Regions from separate parts of the Homo sapiens genome. Here region 2 is linked to region 1. Evidence: read pairs that join two places in POLR2A ChIA-PET (ENCODE). Cell type or tissue: PC-3. All regions are shown on one strand. Links, peaks and the distances in the headings refer to the core of each region. The heading gives the core; the rest is flanking DNA. Region 1 overlaps CUEDC1 (CUE domain containing 1). Region 2 overlaps LOC105371840 (a long non-coding RNA gene).

The links. Peaks named below come from ENCODE experiments on the same cell type or tissue, not always from the same donor. Only the 100,000 strongest peaks of a DNase experiment are listed, where the experiment ranks them.
Region 2: POLR2A ChIA-PET joins it to region 1 with 6 read pairs; 2 of 35 experiments call an interaction of 5 or more read pairs at or near these places.

The regions. Positions count from the first base shown.
Region 1 is chr17:57,933,507-57,937,890 of GRCh38, reverse strand. All of the region lies in intron 1 of CUEDC1 (CUE domain containing 1), which reads left to right. Among named protein-coding and RNA genes, the nearest start is that of CUEDC1, 20 kb to the left of the region's middle. In PC-3, for the core only: no CTCF peak of the experiment used is centred there; a DNase peak (open chromatin) is centred at 2,620; H3K4me3 peaks cover 736 bases; H3K27ac peaks cover 2,590 bases.
Region 2 is chr17:58,054,567-58,058,950 of GRCh38, reverse strand. All of the region lies in intron 2 of LOC105371840 (a long non-coding RNA gene), which reads left to right. Among named protein-coding and RNA genes, the nearest start is that of DYNLL2-DT, 26 kb to the left of the region's middle. In PC-3, for the core only: no CTCF peak of the experiment used is centred there; a DNase peak (open chromatin) is centred at 2,300.

The DNA.
Region 1 (4,384 bases), core at 303-4,302:
CTGTCGTCCCAGCTGGAGTGCAGTAGCACCATCACAGCTCACTGCAGCCTGGATCCCCTGGGCTCAAGGGGTTTTCCCACCTCAGCTTCCCTGAGTAGCTGGGACTACAGGCACTCACCACCATGCCTGACTAATTTTAAAAATTATTTGTAGAGATAGGGTCTTGCTATGTTGCCCAGGCTGGTGATCCTACCAATCTCCTAAAGTGTTGAGATTATAGGCAGGAGCCACTGTGCCCAGCCTCTAGGCAGATTTTTTTCTTTTTCTGTTTTTTTTTTTTTGAGACAGGGTCTCACTTTGTCACCCAGGCTGGAGTGCAGTGGCACAGTCTCGGCTTACTGCAACCTAGACCTCCCAGGTTCAAGCATCCTCCTGCCTCAGCCTCCTGAGTAGCTGGGACTACCGGTGCATGCTGCCACATCTCACTAATTTTTGTATTTTTTGTAGAGATGAGATTTCACCATGTTTCCCAGGCTGGTCTTGAACCCCTGGGCTCAAGTGATCCTCCCAACTCGGCTTCCCAAAGTGTTGGGATGACAGGTGTGAGCCACCACGCCAGGCCTCTGGGCAGATTTCTAAACCTCCCTGAGTTTTAGTTTCCTCATTTGTGAAATGAGGATATCCATAGTACCTGCTTTGTGTGGTTACTGTGAGGATCACATGAAATGAATGTGCAATCAAATGTTAACTAATATTATTAATAGAAGCTGAGGCCAGGCTGATTCCAGGGAACCATGGCAGGGTGCCCAGGCCCTTTAAGAGTAAGAATGAGGGCTGGGTGCGGTGGCTCACACCTGTAATCCCAGCACTTTGGGAGGCCGAGGTGGGCAGATCACGAGGTCAAAAGATGGAGACCATCCTGGCCAACATGGTGAAACCCTGTCTCTACTAAAAATACAAAAATTAGCTTGACGTGGTGGTGTATGCCTGTAGTTCCAGCTACTTGGGAGGCTGAGGCAGGAGAATCGCTTGAACCCAGGAGGCGGAGGTTGCAGTGAGCCGAGATCACGCCACTGTACTCCAGCGTGGTGATACAGCGAGACACCGTTTCAAAAAAAAAAAAAGTGTGAATGAACGTGGAGGGCTGTATGGGGGCGGGATGGGCTGGGGGTGCAGGAAGAAGCCCTGAGAAAGGATAGATAGGAGGCTAGAGGAGCAGTGCGCAGGAGAGTGGAGCTGCTGACAGAGGTGGATCTGAGCCTCACCCGGGTTGCGGCTCAGGTCTTTCTATTAATCCAGTTCTGCCAGCACAGTAGTGCCATGCTCTGTGGAAACAGCCCTGGAGCCAGCACTGCCTCCTCTCCTCCCGCTGCCCATCTGCATCCCAGCCACTGTCCCTGAGGCCTCAAGATGTGTTGAACCTTAGGGATGAGTCTGCAGAATCCTAGAAGTTGGGTGCCTCCTTCCCTGCCATCCTGGGCTGGGGGCTTGAGAGGCACCTGGTTGTGAGGGCTGGGATTAGAGTGCTTCCATTGCGAAACTGTGGAGCCTGGAGAGTTAAAAAATAAATGAAGAAGCTCTGACCACAGAGCAATTGGAGGGCTGAATTATTTAGAGCCTCTGCTCCCTCTGGCTTCTCCTGGGGAAGGGCCAAAGGAGGAATGTGGAGCCAGGGAGGGCTGAGCTTCCCTGGCCAGGCTTGTGCACTCAGGGGCCCTGGGAGTCCACACTGTCCTGCCATGTCCTCAGCCGCTTTTGTCCTTGGGTCACAAGGCCTCTGTGGTTTCCCGCAGCCCACAGGGCCTGACAGATTCAGGTTGAGGCTGAGAGGAGAGACCCTCCCTTTCCTCTTTGCCCCACTCCTGGTCTGGCCTCCCCTGATGCTGCTTGGCTCCAGGACATAGCGATAATGAATGACATAAATAAGTCATTCTCATTAGCAGCGGGTGGGTCACTGGCCCAGGAGACAGGACAGCAACAGCGGAGGTGGGTGTGGACAGGGCTGGTCAAGTCCCCTGGTCTTTCTCTCAGGAGCCCCAGAGGGAGGCTTAATCCTCTTTCAGTCTCTCCAGGATTATGTTTTCAGCTTGGGGGACTTGATGAAAATCCATGCTTCCAGCAGTCAAGGGGGCCCAGGAGAGGGGTGCCAGTAGGGTCCCCTAGGAAGGAATTGGGGTGGGACGGCCAGGCGCTGAGGCTGCTCCAGGCGGGCCTGGCCCGCCAAGGTGGACCGTGGCCATGGCAACCCCTGGCTGCACCCGGGGTAAACACAGGCTTTCAAAGGGGGCCTTGTTTTGTTCCCTGTGGAAGCCTTTCAGTTCCAGCCTGCTGGGGCTTTTCAAACCTCGGGAGGAAAGGGAGGGCAGCGGGGATGGGGCGGGCCTGGCTATGAGGAAATGTCACTCCTGGACCCCCTTCACCCCGGCCCCAGGCATATTTCCTGGAGGCCCCAGTTTCTAAAGCTCCTGCTTCTGGAGAATGAAAAGAAGAGTAAGCACCAGGAATGTGTCCAGTCTCTAGGCAACAGGGTGTGTGTGTGTGTGTTTGTGTGTGTGTGTGTGTGTGTGTGTGTCTAATGGAAGGGAGGGAAGCTTAAAAAAAAAAATCACTGTCACGCTGGTCACTCAGGATGGAAGCCTTCACTGCTCTACACTGATTTCAGCAAGCCAGCCAGGGCTGCCTGAAGCAGGTCTTTAAGGATTGCTCATCCTGTTGTCATGGAATATCAAATAAGTAAAATCTCAGAGAAAACACTAAACCATTCATTAAATGTAAGGTAAACACATTGGCAGTTTGCATTCTTGTGTATTAGTCAGTGAGTTTTAGTAAGAAAGCTGATTGCGGGCACTTGAATAGCCTTTGCTGTCTTGGGGAGCTTGGTCCCTGGATTCTATCCCCATCATTTTGTCTGTGAGCTTAACCCAAGTATAAAAATGGGGAACGGGCTGGGTGTGGTGGCTCATGCCTGTAATCCCAGCACTTTGGGAGGCTGAGGCAGGTGGATCACCTGAGCTCAGGAGTTCGAGACCAGCCTGAGCAACATGGCGAAACCCTGTCTCTATTAAAAATACAAAAATTAGCTGGGCATGGTGGGGCATGCCTGTAATCCCAGCTACTCGGGAGGCTGAGGCATGAGAATTGTTTGAATCTGGGAGGTAGAGGCTGCAGTGAGCCGAAATCACGCCACTGCATGCCAGCCTGGGCAACAGAGTGAGATTCTGTCTCAAAAAAACAATCGGGAAGGATGGCATGTCTGCCCCTCTAAGTATTCTCTATGTATCTGTTAAGGAATGAGTAGATAGCAAATGCACTTCCACTTCTTAAAAAAGATAGGGGTTCATATCCAAATATTGTCTTTCTTTCCTTTTTTTTTTTTTTTTTTTTTTTTTTTAGAGAGACAGGGTCTTGCTATATTGCCTAGGCTGGAGTACAGTGTCACAGTAATGGCTCACTATAACCTGGAATTTGTGGGCTCAAGCTATACCCCTGCCTCAGCCTCCCAAGTAGCTGAGACTACAGGTGTGCACCACCATGTCCGGCTATTTTTATTTTTATTTTTGAGACGGAGTCTTGCTCTGTTTCCCAGGCTGGAGTGCAGTGGTGTGATCTTGGCTCACTGCAACCTCCGACTCCTGGGTTCAAGCAATTCTCCTGCCTCAGCCTCCCGAGTAGCTGGGACTATAGGCACGTGTCACCACGCCTGGCTAATTTTTGTATTTTTAGTAGAGACGGGCTTTCACCATACTAGCCAGGCTGGTCTTGAATTCCTGACCTCATGATCCTCCTGCCTTGGCCTCCCAAAGTGTTGGGATTAGAGGTGTGAGCCACCGCACCTGGCCTTTATTTTTATATTGTAGAGAAGAGGTCTCACTATGTTGCCCAGCCCAGGCTGGTCTCAAACTCCTGGGCTCAAGCAGTCCTCCCACCTTGGCTTTAAATATTCTTTCTTGACACTGCATTCCTCTTTGCCTTGTCTGAAGAGGTGGTGAGCAGGATGGGGAGGGGAGCAGGAGGCAGATATGACTGCATCTGTTAACATTGGGCTGGCCTCTCTCAGCCAGGTCCCCAGATGCTCCTGGGGAGTCTTGAAGGAGGTGTAGGGAGAAAGATCCCAGCCCATAAGTCGGGCTCCAAATAGAGGTGTTCTGGGCCTGTGTTCATTTGTTCTCGAGTCACTGTCGGCCTGGGGAATGCAGCATCCGATCTGGTAGACTAGAGTTTACTGCTGAAGACCCCAGCTTCATGCCTTCCAGTCTGGCCGGGAGAGGTGGGGCTGAGGAAGTATGAGTATACCTAGCCCTGCATCCCTGCAACTCAGCAAGCTTTCCCCACAGCTGGCAGAGAGCAGTCTCGTTCCAAGGCTAGATCAGGTGGCTGGGTCCTCCTGGATTCCCATCTCTTCTGTCCCTTCCTCCCTTTGCAAATTCTCCCTTGTCATATGCTG
Region 2 (4,384 bases), core at 181-4,180, 120 kb before region 1:
GAAACAGAGTCTTGCTCTGTCACCCAGGCTGGAGTGCAGTGGCACAGTCTCTGCTTACTGCAACCTCGATCTCCCAGGCTCAAGCGATCCTCCCACCTCAGCCTCCTGGGTAGCTGGGCCACAGCTGTGTGCCACCCTGGCTAATTTTTTTTTTTTTTTAATTTTCTGTAGAGACGAGGTCTCCTTATGTTGCCGTGGCTGGTCTTGAACTGCTGGGCTCAAGCTATCCTCCCACCTTGGCCTCCCAAAATGCTGAAATTACAGGTGTGAGCCACCATACCCAGCTGCCCATCTTTTAAGAGTCCACTGTATCAATGCACCAACCCCTGCAAGGGCCAAATTCTAAAAACCTAAATAGTCTTCAGTTTCACTTGGGGTGCTTCCAGAAATGCAAATACCCAGGCCCTGTCCTAGACATCCTGAATCAGAATTTCTAGAACTGGTGTGGAGCCCAAGCATTTTAAAGAAGCAGCCAGGTGATACTGATGGTCAGCCAGGTTTAGACTAATATAGGGCTTAGTGCACCAGGTAAGGAAACAGAATACGTGAATTTCATTTACAGCATCACCATTTACGGAGAGATGGTGAAGAAGGCACTTCACCTCCTGAACCTTGGGGAAAAGTGTGAGACCCAGCTCCCATTGTCTGTATGAAGACCAAATGAGGCAATGTTATGAAAATACTTGTTGGAAACCATCAGACAATGCAAACGTTGTTATTCCATATACATACATGACATGCAGCGTATATGTTCATGTGTATCCAAGTACCTGGATTTCCTACAGAAAGGACATGTCTGACTTTTGTCATTCTTCTTCATCTATGCTCCTGGCTGTCTTCAGTTTCAGATGGACTTTCTCACTTCAGGACACCCCTGAAGTCCTCTCCTCATAGCTTGGCTCTGTCTGATAATTTAAAAAAGATGTTTTCCATCTAATAGGTTTATCCACCCTCTAAGATCTTTCATATGTTCATCCCTTCTGGAAAGTAAGAAGAAAAAGGACTAGTCATCCTGTCTGATGACAAGGAGAAATGGAGGCAGATGGGTTTAGAGGGTCATATACCATTTAAACATAGGGCAGTAATTCTTCCATTTTGAAAACCTGATGAAAATGCACACATACAAAATTCTTCATACGGTTTCAGGGTTTCATGGACTTCCTGACACTCTTCCATGGAACCCTAGGAGTTCAAGAACCTCAGGCAAAGAACACCTGCCCACATGGATCTGGCAGCCCAAGCCCTCTAAGCCCCCAGAGCATCATGTTCAAGTACGTGAGGCATCCTTTCAGCCATGCCTTTGCCAGATGACCTAATTCATCACTTCTTCTCCCCAAGCTGCAAGATGAACTTGCCTGACCTTTCTGCCACCCACCAAAGAAAGAGCAACACATTACCTGCATCAGGACAGAATCTTCTCAGACCAGACTGTGCCTTCCTGTTCCTGAGCCTACAGCGTGGAGAATCTGAGCTGCCATAATGTATCAGTATAATGGATGGTTTTTACTGCAGTAGCAGAAAGCACAACTCAAACTGGCTTAAACAATCAACCTATTGGTCCTTTACAATTAAAAAGAAGTTTGAGGTAGGGTGGGCTTTATGCAAGATCTGATCCATCTGCTCTATGCTGTTTCTTTTTGTCTTTCCACTCTGTCTTCCATGATGTCAACTTCATCCTAAAACTCTCAATCCTCTAGGTTGCAATGTGGTTGCCAGCAGCAACCAAAGCTGTCTGCAACTTTGTTCACTCTCAGGAGAGACAGCAAGCTGCTTTTTAAATAGTCATCATGGAAGAAAGTAGAAACTTCTTTCCAGAACCCCTCAGTCAATGTCTCCCCATATCTTATTAGCCCAGATTGAGCAATATCTCATCCGGATCAGAGCCCACATCTGACAGAGTATGCTGCATAGCTGGGAAATTCAGATCATGTTATAGTCATGCACCCATGCTCAGAACCCCCAAGTCCTAGTCCTAGGGCTTAGTCTCCTGCCCCTGCACACTTTAAACTGCTTTCAAGAAAGGAACTAAGAACTAAAGGAATGATTTTGTAAAGGCTCAGAATCTGGTCTTGTCCCACAGTCCCTTGGTGAAAACCTAAACCAAGCAGGCCTGAGCCTTCTCAGGAAGGAGAGGGGAGAATTTTCATTTCCTAGAAAGGGAAGGAAATAGAATTTGCAGCCAGCCAGCTGAGCAGAATGCAGGCCACACAGAGTCCAGAGACCTGGGTTGTGTCTCCTTGCATCTGTAGATGACTTATTGAGTGACTAACAACTTGTTTACCTGCTCTGGCTTCTGTGCCAAAGGTAAAATAATCATCCCTTCCATTTTGCAGCAATCATTGGGTAAGGTTACAACCCCTTGGAAGGAAGCTAAGTCCTCAGAAGCTTCCAGGCTTGTGTGCTATCATGCAGAGGACAGAGGATGAGGTGTGTGGAGTGCTTTCTGGCCAGTCCTTGGTTGCCAGAACCATCCAGAAGGTCTTTTATTGTGACTCCAATAACAGTTGAGGGCCCACATGGCCCAGACTCTGCTTGGAGGCTCATAGAGAAAGGAACATAGTTCAGCAACTGAAAGAAATTTTAAAAGAAATTCCAAGTATTTGTTGTATCTTTTGAAGAGATAGAAACACTTGGCAATGTTTTTCTAAAGCCACTTTTTCCTTAATTCTCTCACGGCCAGCTGCTTAAGGGCTTTTGACATGCCTGAAGCTCTTGTACTCTGTCCAGCACCTAAATATCCCCCTCCTTCTGAGCTGTTTATTATGTAGGCTGACTTTACCTCTTGTGTCAGGTCCTTCCCTCTTCTCCCAGTCTTTCTTCCCATCATTCTCCCAATTCTGTACCCCAGGCCAGGTGCAGTGGCTCACGCCTGTAATCCTAGCACTTTGGGAGGACCCAAGGCAGGAGGATCGCTTGAGGTCAGGAGTTCGAGACCAGCCTGGGCAACATGGTGAAACCCCATCTCTACTAAAAATACCAAAATTAGGCTGGGCTTGGTGGCTCACGTGGGTAATTCCAGCACTTTGGGAGGCCGAGGTGGGTGGATCACAAGGCCAGGAGATCAAGACCATCCTGGCCAACATGGCGAAACCCCATCTCTACTAAAAATACAAAAATTAGCTGGGTATGGTGGTGTGTGCCTGTAATCCTAGCTGCTCAGAAGGCTGAGGGAGGATAATCGCTTGAACCCGGGAGTTGGAGGTTGCAATGAGCCGAGATTCAGCCTGGAGATGGAACAAGACTCCATCTCAAAAAAAAAAAAAAAAAAAATTAGCCAGGCATGGTGGCACGTGCCTGTAATCCCAGCTACTTGGGAGGCTGAGGCAGGAGAATCACTTGAACCTGGGAGGTGGAGCCAAGATCACGCCACTACACTCCAGCCCGAGTGACAGAGCAAGACTCCATCTCAAAAAAAAAAAAAACAAAAAAAACTGTACCCAGAAGATCCAGATATGAGATTATCAAGCTAAAATGTTCCTTAGAATACTCACACTTCAATAAATCTTGTCCCTGTCACAAGATTTATTGATGCTCCCTAATCAGCATCATTAGGGAGCAGACTTCCAGTCTCATATACATGAGGGTTATTCTAGTACCCCATCTTGAAGCATAGAACATCGGCTTTAGTTGTTTTTGCTGGTGGAGACAGGGGTCCATGAACCATCTACCTTGAGAACATTGCCTTCTAATAGGTTTGGACCCTGGAGTTGTAATTCTGAACAAGTCTGTGGGATATTCACTGTTGGCTCCTTCAGCTGCACTCTCCAGACTTCTCCACTCTGCTCCGAGATCCAAGAGGTTGCCTTATGTGGTCTATACCAATAGGCTCCCTTGCCATCTGGTTCCTAGTTGGGTTTGGCCAATGGGAAGCATTTATAAGAGATGGAAAGGACGAAGAGAAAGTCAAGATGTTCATTCTGTCATCTCCCATCCTGCTGGGCTGATGGGTGGCCAAGGCTCCGGTCACAGGCAGCTCTCCAACAGCCGTGGCTGTCCCTGGAATCTGGTCAGTGCTCCCCACCTACACCTTCAGCCTAGAGGCGGTAGTGACTCCCTGTTGTTGCTGGCCCTGGGTGCCTCCCTGCCCAATGTTGCTTCCCTTGGCCCTATAAATCGCCCCTTTGTCCAACCCGCCTCACTGCCTTGAGTGACAGGACCTTGACTGATCCAGTGCCCCAGGACTTCCACAGCTTTGTCACCTCATTGACTCTCACTTTATCATGGTAAACTAGAGAGGGCATGGGAGAAGGACTGTACTCTTATTTATGGACGTTCTGACCTTTGAAACTTTTTAAAATGATTCAGCCAAATGTCAAGGTCTAACTTTGAATCTTTAGGCTGGACTATGTGCCAATTTTTGACCAAGTTAAGGGATCAATCAGTG